3 separate regions of the Mus musculus genome follow, and all the other regions are linked to region 2. The links are chromatin contacts, found by Hi-C or POLR2A ChIA-PET in ENCODE. All regions are on one chromosome and are shown on one strand. Each heading gives the region's core, a stretch centred on a gene start or an enhancer-like site at or near the end of the contact. The rest is flanking DNA. Distances are from core to core; before and after follow the strand shown. Region 1 holds the start of Styxl1 (serine/threonine/tyrosine interacting-like 1). Region 2 holds the start of Tmem120a (transmembrane protein 120A). Region 3 overlaps Por (P450 (cytochrome) oxidoreductase).

Region 1 (3,656 bases), core at 671-3,170, 34 kb after region 2:
ACCTCGTCTCAGAAAACCAAAATTAATTAATTAATGATTAATAAATACATACTCCCTGACCCCTAGATGACGTCAGAAAGTTAAACAATTACCAGAGCATATTCTTCAGAGATAAGATCAAGGGCAGTGCTTATCCATATATCCCCACCCCAATAGAAAGCATCTCCTGGAACACAAGGCTACGTCTTCCTGTCTCCTCCTTTCCCTTGCCTCTCCATACTTGGCACTATTGAAGAATCAGCAGCATGGGCCCTGGAGATTGCACTCAGGCTTGGCAGCCCGCTTCTCTGCCCACTGAACCATTACCAGCTCAGACAAGAGGCACTTCCCTCCTCCAGGGCTCCCACTAAGACCCACCCAGTCTTCTGGCAGGTCTGTTTAAGTGGCTCATCCTCTGGAAGGTTCTTTTAACATGACCTCCGTTCCAAGCCCATTTCCCCAGGTTCGCATATCACTTCTCCAAATGTTGCTCAGATGCCCACTAGATTCTGCTCCCCAAAGGCCAGGCAAGAACCGGGGGAGGCATATCCGATTCCAGACGGGGCTGGTAGTACACTTTATCCATCCAGCAAAGAGGTAGAGGCCAGGGAAGAGAGTCGGCCAGCCATCGCCAGCTCTCGTGTGTGGCTATGCTCTTTGGTTCTCGTTTGTTACCACCAGCAGCCTTGCTTTCTCTGTCACTGTCCCCAACCAGACTGAGTCACTGAACTTGCTACCATCCTGCTTCAGCCTCCAGGTCCCTGGGAATACAGGCCTGCTCAAGGACAGCTAGGACACTGAACTTATACTTTATTGCTGGAGAACTTCACATTCATGCCAAGTGTTTTTGAACAAATCCAACCAGTTCCCTCCCTTCCAGTTCCTTCTCTAACCCCCTCCCCAACTTTTTGTTTGCATGGTTGTTATTTTGTTTTTTGGTTTTTTTTTTAACAGAGTTTCATGTTGGCCTCAAACTCACATCAATCCTTCTGCTGCAGCCTCCGGAATATTTTTTATGTGTGTAGCATGCGTTCGAATGTATGTAGGTGCATATATGTGCACGTCTGTATGTGTATGGGTCCTTACTTTTACATTTTTATCATTTTAAATGTTTATTTCTGTGTCTCCGTGGGTACCTGCACACGAATGCCTGCGGCAATGGCTATGCCTGAAGCTAGAGTTTCAGGGGGTTGTGGGCCACCTGCTAGCGTCTCAGGATCGAAGCTCTGCAAGAGCAGCAAGTGCTCTTAACCAGAGTCATCCCTCCAGCTCTGATCCTGAACTTTAGAATAGTTATTATTTTTTTAATCGTGTGTTGTGCGGATTTTAGTAAGAAAGGAAGGAAAAGAAGGGGGGAGCAGGAAAAGCAAGAAGAAGAGTTGCAGAACCGTGCTCCCTGCACTGCTGGAGAGTTTGAGGGGTAGAGACAAGCCCAAAGCCTGAGGCACGGTCACCAAACGTTTCTTCCTCCGTCCCAGACCTAGGATCGCGGTCCTGCACATCGCCTGGTGCCATGACAACGCGAGTACTCGCTCCTCCGAGCGGGTTGTGTGAGAAGCCTGGAACCTCAACAAGGCTCTGTGTAACTTGTCGGAAGGGCGGCTCTGGAGGAAACAGGTGGGGAGATGCTGCCCACCCCGCCCCGGGACGCCCCGGGACCCCAGCCGGCCTCTTCCAGGGGGCAGGAAAGTTGGGCCTGGCTGAGGTCAGGAGCTCCGGGGCCGCCTGACCTGCTGCGCGACTTCTGTCAGGCTCCCCGGCAGGACGTCCGACCGGAGCCCCACCTGGGATAACGGGTACTTCTAACCTAGAGCCTGTCCTCCGGGCGAGCGCTCCAAGAGTCCTTCTAGTACCGGGTTGCTAGGGGCGGTCCCAAGATTCCGCCTAATCCTGGTGACCGTCTGTCCTAGCGCTAGGTCCCGGAAGTGGGCAAAGCTAACGGTGGGGAGGGGCGGGGCAAGGGGCGGGGTAGGAGGCGGGGGAAGGAACGGCCTGATAAAGTGAAGCCGGGCCTCTCTCGCGAGATCTCGGAAGTGGCCGGAGCCCAGAGATGACTTCTTTGGAGCCGGAGAGAATCGTGACGTCAGGCCTCGCTCGCCGGGTCTAGGGCGTGCTAGACAAGGAACCACACGGCCGAGCCTGTCTCGCGAGATTTGGCTCAAGCTTCTTGCGCTTCTCTCGCGAGATCAGGTGGCTCTGGACCGGGCGGCCACTGCGCAGAGTGGAGGTCGTTGGAGTCACTCGTCTTCTTGTAGCTCCTGCCAGTAGCTCCGTGTCCCGCCCGCCCTAGCCATGCTGTCCGCTCTCGCCCGTCCTGCCGGCGCCGCTCTCCGCCGCAGCTTCAGCACTTCGGCCCAGGTACAAGGGGCTGCCTGCCTAGGAAGGAACTCCGGGGGCGGCACACGCGTCCCCGGAGCTCGGCGTTTCTTAACCATCCAAGGCTCACTCTGGACGTCTGGGCCGCCCGGCTCACATCCCGACCAACATGGAAGGGGGACAGAGTCAGTCCAGGTTTCCTCCATAGTCTGCGCTCCACGTAGGTGCAGAAGCCGAGGCTCGCGGTCCGGATGCGAGTTGCATTATATGCAACTTTGCATTGCTTCGACTTAACTGATTTTCTCCTTGAAGCCTCCATGGATGTGAGGCACCAGGAGAGAAATAACGCGGACGTTAACTTCGTAGTGCCGGGGGCTCCGAGGGTGGAGAACGGATCAGGGTCACAGTAGTTTGGGAGATTCGATTGAAATTAGCACAGTCAGTGGCCTTCCCGCCCAGGGATTGCTTGCTTTATGTCCGTTTATGTGGACCAGGCTGGCCTCGAACTCACGGAGTCCAGTCTCTGCCTCAGTACCGGCATTAAAGATGTGCATCAAGCATCGTTTTTCAGAGTGTGTGTGGTGTCATGTGCACATGATTGTACAGAGGCCAGAGAAGGACATCGGTGTCTTGGCCATCACACACTAGACCAGCGAGCGGTTCTCAACCTTGGGATCGAATGACCCTTTCACAGGGGTCCCGTAGCAAATGTTTACATTACGACTCATAACCGTAACAGAATTTCAGTTACGAAGTAGCAATTTTATTTTTAAAAGTAATTTTATGGTTGAAGGGTTCACCTCAACATGAGGAACTGTATTAAAGGGTTGCAGCATTAGGAAGCTTAAGAACCCCTGTTGTAGACTTTATTTATTTATTTATTTATTTATTTATGAGAGTGAGAAGGCCTTTGATGAACCTGCCAGGCAGGGGAACCGGGCTTTGAACTCAGGTCCTTATGCACTTACCCACTGAACCATCTCCTCCACTGGATCTCTTTTGAATTATTCTTGGAGGATCATCCTTGCTTTGGGTAGACTTGGCCTAGGACAGTTACAGCTAAGCTATTTATAGTCAATCTTCTCCTGGGCCAGGGCCTCTTTAACTAGTGCATGTCGGAATCAGTAAAGGAGACCCAGGATCGTGTCAAGAGGGCAGGGTCAGTATTTTTTACAAATCTCTAGCAAAATTGATACAACCAAGGCTTGAGAAACAATTACCATGCTCCGGAGGAGAACTGATCATTCCAGGGAAGTCTACATTTCTTACCATCTAGGTCAGGTCTTCCTGTTTCCCATTCAGTCCATTCATTGAAAAATAAAGATGCAAGGGGCTGGAGAGGTGCTCACAGTTAAAAGTGC
Region 2 (3,812 bases), core at 613-3,112:
CCGCTTCTTCTGCCGTGTGATGGAGTTTGTACAGTTGGCCTGGAGTTTGGTCAGCTCCTCTAGCTTGAGGCGATACAGGCGATGTGTTTCCTAGCATGAGGAGAAGGCGGTGGCTTCACTGGGGAGCTGCCCCGGCAGGGAACTGGCTCTCTCAGAGGTCGAACTTTCTGTGCTTGCCCAGGGACCTCCCAGAGACTGCTCCACTCCTGAAGCAAGCCAGGAGCTAGGCTTCTTCCTGTAATCTCAGACCCTCCGTGGTACATGTCCTCAACAACAGGTCAGTTGTCCCCAGCTCGGGTGGGCGTCTGAATTCTAAGTGGACTCTAGCCCAGTGGTTCTCGACCTTCCTAACACTGCAACCCTTTAATACAGTCCTCATGCTGTGCTGACCCACCCAACCACAAAATTGTTTTCATTGCTATTTCCTATCTGTAATTCTGCTATTTAGGTGATCCCTGTGAAAAGGTAATCCAATCTCCCTGAAGGGGTGGTGACCCACAGGCTGAGAACTGCTGCTCTCAAAGGGGCTGCCTAAACTCACCCCTTCCTTTCTCAGATCCTCCTACCTACCCAGCCTGAAAGAATGGAAATCAGGGATAGCCATGCTGCCTTCTACCCTGGCATTCCTGACGTTTCATCTCAGGTTAAAGGTCGTCAGGCTTCCCGCCCTAAGGCCAGTCCCTCCCATCCACTCCCCTCCTGCAAGCACCTTTGGTCCAAAGCTTCCCCAAGTACTTTGCCCTGGTGGGTGAGCCTTGCAAGTTGCAGCCTAAACGAAGGGCAAGGGGCAGTGTGGGGAAATCAAGGCAGGGGCTGAGGTCATCGTGGTGATGGCAAAACTGGGAGACATGGAGCTGTGTAGGTCTCTAGGGAGAGTTCTAGTGCCAGCGTTCTGGGGAAACCTGGACACATGAGGCTAGGCAACAGTCCAATAGAGGCAAAGGTCTAACCTAGTCTCCTATTGGCCAGGCTCCACTATTTAGGTCTGTTTCTCATGCCAAAATAAGCTGCCGCATCCTCCTCAAACTCTAGCATGTGCCACCTCTGCCCAGTGACAGCCTTCCAGGAAGCATTGGTTTCCTTCTCTCTGGTATGGAGACAGAGTGGCCACAAACAACACCATCCTGGGATGGGAGGTTTTCCAGTGGTCGCTCTACCAATCCAGGAGGTCCTGGTACAGTCTGCCCCGCCCACCTCTCCCTACAAGAAAGAGCCACATGTACTGGGCCTCTTCTTGTCCCTAGGTGGGCGCTGTCCCTCCGTCTCAGATGGCTGAGATTTCCCCAACCAGGCCCGAATTTTACCTAAACTTGCTTCCCTGCGGCGTTCAGCAGAGTTAGCCAAGGGCGGGGAAGGCGTTGTCCGGCTGCAAGTTTGCAGGGTAATTGACCCAAAAGGCTGGGCCCCGTTGGGTTCTGCCTCGGGTGACTGCTCTTTAGGAAGGGGACTGGGTCCCAGATCGGGTAGCAGTGCAGGGGGAGGGGCAACAGAAGAGTCCTGATCAGTTTTCAAGGCCTTTGCACAAAGTCGAGATATCCCGGCACAGAGGGATCCCGCCCAGGCACGCCGGGGACGCGCGGGCAATCCGGGCTCCCATCAGACATTTAAGAAGAAAAGTAGGGGAGAGTCTCGACCCCTGACCCCTCCGAGCTGCCTTATGTGTGACCTAGTACTGCCTGACCCTTGTCCCCGAGACAGAGACGTGGCTCGGGGCTTGGATGGCCGCAGGGACGCTCACCTGGATACCTTGGAAGTCCTGCTGCAGATCCTCCCAGTTGCGCAGGCAGTCGCCCAGCGGGTCCGGGGGCGGGGACTGCATGTCTTTGTCCACGCCACTGGCCGCGGAGAGCCGCGAGTGGGGAGGACGGAGCTGCAACCCCGGCCGGCCGGAGAAGCCTCCGCCACCGCCCCCGTCCGCTTCCGGGCTCGCGCCGCCGTGACTGCCAACGGGAAAAGGCCCGGCGTAATCTGCGCGTGAGCCCCGCCCCTAGGAGCAGCCAATCAGAGCCAGGGACGAGAGCTGGGCGGGGACATGGGCCCGCAGGGCGTCTCCTCGAATTGAGACCAGAGCTGGGCGGCCAGCATTTTTACCCGAGAAGTCTGCTTCCTCGGACCACTCACAAACCAAGGAGACACGTGCTTCTAACACTTTGAAATTTTTAGATAGTGTCTCACTATGTAGCTCAGCCTGGTCTGGAACCAAGAAATACCCCTGCCTCTGACTCGCCGCGTGCAGAGATTAGAAGCGTGAGCCACCTCATACTCTTCATACACTTTTGTCCTTGAGAAGCTGCGCCTCTCTAGGGACAGCCTTCGTCTCTCAGCTTTTACAGATACTCCTTTCCTGGCCCTGAGTCCTCCAAGCTCTCCTCCGTCCTTAACTTTTAGGCTGCCTCTCCTAAACTTCCTACCGTGTCACTTCCGAAGCCTTACCAGTGCGGTTCAAGTTACAGACTCGGTACAGAACTTGCCCAGCATGCTGGAAGCTCAGAGGGCAATTCACCCAAGCACCACACAAAACATCAGATGCAGTGCGGGGCAGTAGTTAAAGGCAGCGCACGCCTTTAATCCCAGTACTTGGAAGGCATAGGCAGGTGGATCTCTGAGTTCGAGGCCAGCCTGGTCTACAGAGTGAGTTCCAGGACAGCCAAGGCTACACATAGAAACCCTGGCGGGGGGATGGGGGTGGGGTGGGGGGTGGGCCGGGGGGGATCAGATGCAGAGGCGCATGCCAGTGATGCAAACATTTGGAAGGTGCAGACGGAAGAATCAGAAGTTCCTGGTCACCCTCGCCAAGGACACGCACTCACTCTACCTACCACCCACATCACACCCTACATTCTTCATCAGTCCCCTTGTAAGCGCCTCCACCCGGACTTGTTCTGAGTCTGAGGAAGAGCTTTTGGGACTTGTGGCCCATGAGGGGGCGCAGCAGGTAAGAGTGCCTGTGGCCAAGTCTGGTGACTTCAGTTTGATCCCAGGACCCACGTTGTGAAAATAGAGAATCGGTTTCAGCAACGTGTTCTCTGACGTCCACACAGGTACCATGGCACGCCTAGACATCTAGAATAAAGCTGGAGAGAAGCTCGGCTTACGAGCACTGGCTGCTCTTACAGAGGACCTGGCTTCAATGCCTAGGTCTACATAGTAGTTCACAACCATCTGTCACTCCAGTCCCTGGCGATCCAATACCCATCTCTGGCCTTCACTGGTACCAGGCCCACATATGTGGTGCATAGACATATATGCAGGCAAAAAAAGAAGTGCATGCAAGCAAGGCACAGTGCATAATTTTAAATATGGTGTAACAAAAACATGGAAGATTTTGTGGAATTTGGGGGGTTTGGGGATGTGGCTTAGTTGGCGAATGCCTACTTGCAGGAAGGCTTGGGTTTGCTTCCTAGTACCACAAGCTTGGTGTGGTTGTACAGGCCTGTATTCCTAGCAATTGGAAGAAAGAGACAGGAGATTCAGAAGTTCAAGGTCATCCTCAGCTACAAGACTCTGTCTCAAGAGAAAAGGAAAAGAAAAGAAAAACTAAACCTGGGAGTGTGTGGTGGGAGTGCCAGAGCATCTCCTTCACAGTGAGCTGGGGACAGAGTCTGTACACAGGGACTCAGAGGCGGTGGGTGGGCAGAGCTCTGGCTCTGGGAATGTGGCAAAGACCCCCGTTTTAGGGCCTCTGAAGTTTGGAGCATCCCTAAGGCTGGGTGGGAGGACCTGCACCCTGGGATAGACACGGTGACAGCTAGTCACAACACAAAGCATAGCAGGACTGGCAACATAAGCATCGCTGAGCACCCCTCCCCACC
Region 3 (3,562 bases), core at 74-2,573, 42 kb before region 2:
GAAATGACAGGCGTGCACACCCCACCCCCACCCCTGTGCATCCCCAGCCATGGCAGCTTTAATGCTTAGCTATGCTCTGATGTTAACCTGAAATGCAGACAGACACTGGGGTGAGGTGGGCCTCAGAACAGTACAGTCAGAGCCCTCAGTGCAGTGACAGTCTTTGGCCTGACGCCTTGATAAAAAATTCTGGACTCTGGTTTTGGTAAGTCTCACAAATTCTGACTTGTAGAAGAGATGGCTAGAAGCCGTTTTGGGGTAGAAGAGAGGCTCCCGAGTCCCTGTTTCTCTCCTAGTCACAGGAGAAGTGCAGCTGTTGTTGATGACATAGTCTGAAGGATTGTCAGCCCTGGAACCCCTAGCACCATCATGAGCCAGCCAGCCAGTCACCTTGTCTTCCGCAGCCAATGACAGCTAGGATGGCAGCAGAAGTATCAGAGTCCCACAGGGTCCTTGTGTCTCACCCTGGAAGTTGCTGGCTAGGGGACCATGGGTAATTTGCTTGGCAAAGTGTTGGTCTGCAAAATGAAAGATAATATTTCTCTAAGCAGGGTTGTCATACAAGAGAAAGGACTTGTATTGTGTACTTAGTATGGCAGTTGATGCACAGTAGGTATACATGGACCTTGGTGTAGTGAGCTGGCAGTGACACAGTGCGTCTTTGCTCTAGGTGGATCTTTCTTCTGCAGTTCTGACTGCTGTTTGTCTGCTTATTTGCAGTACTAGGGTTTGAACCTAGGGACTCATGCATGCCAGGCAAGCACTATACCTTCGAGCCACTTCTCCAGCTCCTCACTGGGTGACTCCAGGCAAGTGCTCCACCACTGAGTTCACTCTCAGCTTCTTGCTTTTCTGTTTTGAAACTGGGTGTTAGTGGTCCAGGCGAAACTTGAACTGCGTAAAGCAAGCTGGTCTTGAACTCTCAGCCATCCTCCTGCCTCTGCCTCCCAAGTGCTGAGATTTGAGGTGTGTTTATCACCATACTTGCCCCTTAATTCTGCATTTGTATGTGTTTGTGTGTGAGTGTGCATGCTCAAGTGTGCATGTGTGTTTGTATATGTGTGTACGTGAATGTTTGTGCACAGGTATTGTGTGTGTTTGTGAGTGAGCACGTGTGAATGAATATGTATGTGCACATGTACAGGTCAGAGGAAGCCTTAGTAACTGTCCCTCAGGAGCTGTCTGTCTTCTGTCTCGTGTAGTATTTGCTTGCATATTTGTCTGTATATCACTGTGTGCAGTGCCTGTTGGATCAGAGCCCTGGACCTGGAGATCTAGGAATGGAACCTGGGTCATCTTCAAGGGCAGCAGGTTCTCTTAGCCACCTCGCCATATCTCTGGCTTTCCATGTTGCTTTTTTTGGCACATGGTCTCTCATTGACCTGGCACTTAGACTGGCTGACCAATGAGCTCTAGGCATCCTCCAGCCTTCTTCAAGTGAGCTGACAACCTCTTTTGGCCTTGAACATCCGAACTCACACGCACGTAAGCACATACACATATACACTATTGAACACGAAATACATATTTTTAGGAATAACTACTTTAAAGTGGGATGCACAGGCTGAACCCTCGTGACGTGGGTCCTGGGGATGGGACGCAGGTCTCCAGGCTTTCAGTGCAAGCAGTCTGCTGACCGAGTCATTTCCTCAGCCCTGACTCTTTAATCTTAGTCAGTCTTACCCTTACAGCAATTGCGAAATATCACAGCGTTTCTTTCTATTCTCACCGAGCTTTCCCGATGCTCACGTCTTACATAACCACACCAAAATGATCAAGAGCCGGAAGTAGCATTGGTACAGAGTGATTCATTAAGTCAGACACACTGGCAGACTTCCTTTGTGAGGGGCCAGATAGTACATTCTTGAAGCTTGTGAGCTGTAAGATCTGACAGCTGAGCAACTGCTGTTTTATTTAGCAAAAAGGCAGCCATAGGTGGTGTGTGAGTGAGTGGGCACGGCCGTGCTCGCGAGAGAAGTCTTTGAGAAAGTAGGCTTTGAATGCAGGCCAGGCCTTGCTGATGCAGGAAGGTGCCTTGGTGGAACGGCGCCCCCTTCCGCTCTAGACTGCAGCTGTGATGGTTGATCTTAACTGTCAAACCAGAATGCCTGGGGGTTGGGCTGTGGATGTGACTGCGGGGCTTATCATGATTATGTCATCAATGTGGGAAGATCCATCTTGACTGTGGGTGAGCCTGGCCCATCATGAACTGTATAAAATGGAGAAAGCGGGTTGGAAAGATGGTTCGGAGGTTAAGGGTGTTTACTGCTCTTACAGAGGACCTGGGTTCAGTTTCTAGCACCCAGATCATGCAGCTCACAGCAGCCTGTGACTTGAGCTCCAAGTGACCTCATAGCCTCTCCTGGTCTCGAACATCCAAACTCATGTGCACAATAATCACACACATATACACATAACTCAAAATAAAATAAATATGTGTTTTTAACTGCGACTTTAAGATGGAGCAAGTGAGCTGAACACTAGCCCGTATTCAGTGTGATTCTGATTATTGTGACCAGCTGCTTCTCGGTGTAGACCAGGCTGGCCTTTAACCCATGCCGGCTCCTCCTGCCTCAACCTCCCGAGTACGTGGATTACAGGCCTGAGTCACCACACTGAGCTATTTACTGGGGTTTCCATCTTGCCTTCGTACCTGCCATCCTACCACTTGGTCACCTGCCATCTTGTATTCCTTTGGTCAAGAAATCTGGCATGACATCTGGGGCTTATTTTAGACTCACCCAGTCAGGAGCTGGGCCTTGGTATCTGGCCTGTGTTTTGGGGGGCAGGGAGTGCCCCCCAAGAAAGGCAGACGTCCACTCTGGCTTGGTTTGTTCTTCTGGGACACAGGTGTCCTGGCCTCTTTGGACTGTTCTCTGTGGTCCACAGCTAAAGTGTGCCCTCCCAGCTCCAGGCCTCTCTGCGCAGTCGCAGTGTGCCTTGACAATGACGAGCTGCTGGGAAGCAACTGCTTTCTCAAAGCTAATTTGATAGTAAGTCAGAAGCCTTAAAGATAATCCCTTTGGTGGCTGGAGGGCTGGCTCAGTGGTTAGGAGCACTGACTGCTCTTCCACACTTCCTGAGTTCAATTCCCAGCAACCACATGGTGGCTCACAACCGTCCGATGCCCTCTTCTGGTGTGTCTGAAGGGTGTATTCACATAAAACAACAACAAAAAAACCCTCACTTCCTTTGATTCAGAGTGTTGGTCTGAGTGTCGTATGCTTATATACATACATGTGCGTTTGTATGTATTTGTGTGTCTCACTGTGTTTCTGTGTATGTGTGCACAACGTGTACAAAAATGTGTCTGTATATGTATATTTGTATGTGTGTCTGGGTGGTACTGTTTGTGGGGTATTAGCATTTGTCTGAGTATGTGTGTATGGGTATGTGTCTTTGTGTTAATGTATGTATTTGTGTGTGTATGTATGCCTGCACATGTATGTGTGCCTCTGTGTGTGTATGTATGTATATGCATATCAGTGTCTCTCTATGTGTGAGTCTGACTGCATGTGTCTCTATGTTTATATTTGTATGTCTGCACCTGTGTGTGTGCCTA

Evidence for each region. Hi-C counts contacts between places; a loop is a spot of excess contacts on that map. ChIA-PET counts read pairs that join two places held with the same protein, here RNA polymerase II (POLR2A).
Region 1: a loop to region 2 is called in a map of heart, with 6 times the contacts of the local background. The contact joins the promoter of Styxl1 here to the promoter of Tmem120a in region 2. A Hi-C loop is called at or near these places in 2 of 37 maps with a recorded cell type or tissue (both heart). POLR2A ChIA-PET finds 5 or more read pairs at or near these places in 4 of 5 experiments (Patski and embryonic stem cell).
Region 3: POLR2A ChIA-PET joins it to region 2 with 10 read pairs in Patski. The contact joins the enhancer-like site here to the promoter of Tmem120a in region 2. A Hi-C loop is called at or near these places in 1 of 37 maps with a recorded cell type or tissue (adrenal gland). POLR2A ChIA-PET finds 5 or more read pairs at or near these places in 2 of 5 experiments (Patski and embryonic stem cell).

What each region holds. Positions count from the first base shown.
Region 1 is chr5:135,776,465-135,780,120 of GRCm38, forward strand. It overlaps Styxl1 (serine/threonine/tyrosine interacting-like 1), which reads right to left and starts at 1,921. Exons shown (of 9, transcript NM_029659.4): 1 at 1,787-1,921. It overlaps Mdh2 (malate dehydrogenase 2, NAD (mitochondrial)), which reads left to right and starts at 2,185. Exons shown (of 9, transcript NM_008617.2): 1 at 2,185-2,337. The coding sequence starts at 2,272. It overlaps Gm30205 (a long non-coding RNA gene), which reads left to right. Exons shown (of 5, transcript XR_003955810.1): 5 at 1,458-1,520.
Region 2 is chr5:135,742,310-135,746,121 of GRCm38, forward strand. Tmem120a (transmembrane protein 120A) reads right to left here and starts at 1,863. Exons shown (of 12, transcript NM_172541.2): 1 at 1,739-1,863; 2 at 1-90. The coding sequence starts at 1,819.
Region 3 is chr5:135,701,053-135,704,614 of GRCm38, forward strand. All of the region lies in intron 1 of Por (P450 (cytochrome) oxidoreductase), which reads left to right. Among named protein-coding and RNA genes, the nearest start is that of Por, 14 kb to the left of the region's middle. Within about 2 kb of position 1,324, at least 1 of the 3 ENCODE cell types and tissues checked has a DNase peak (open chromatin) inside an H3K27ac peak, as active enhancers do.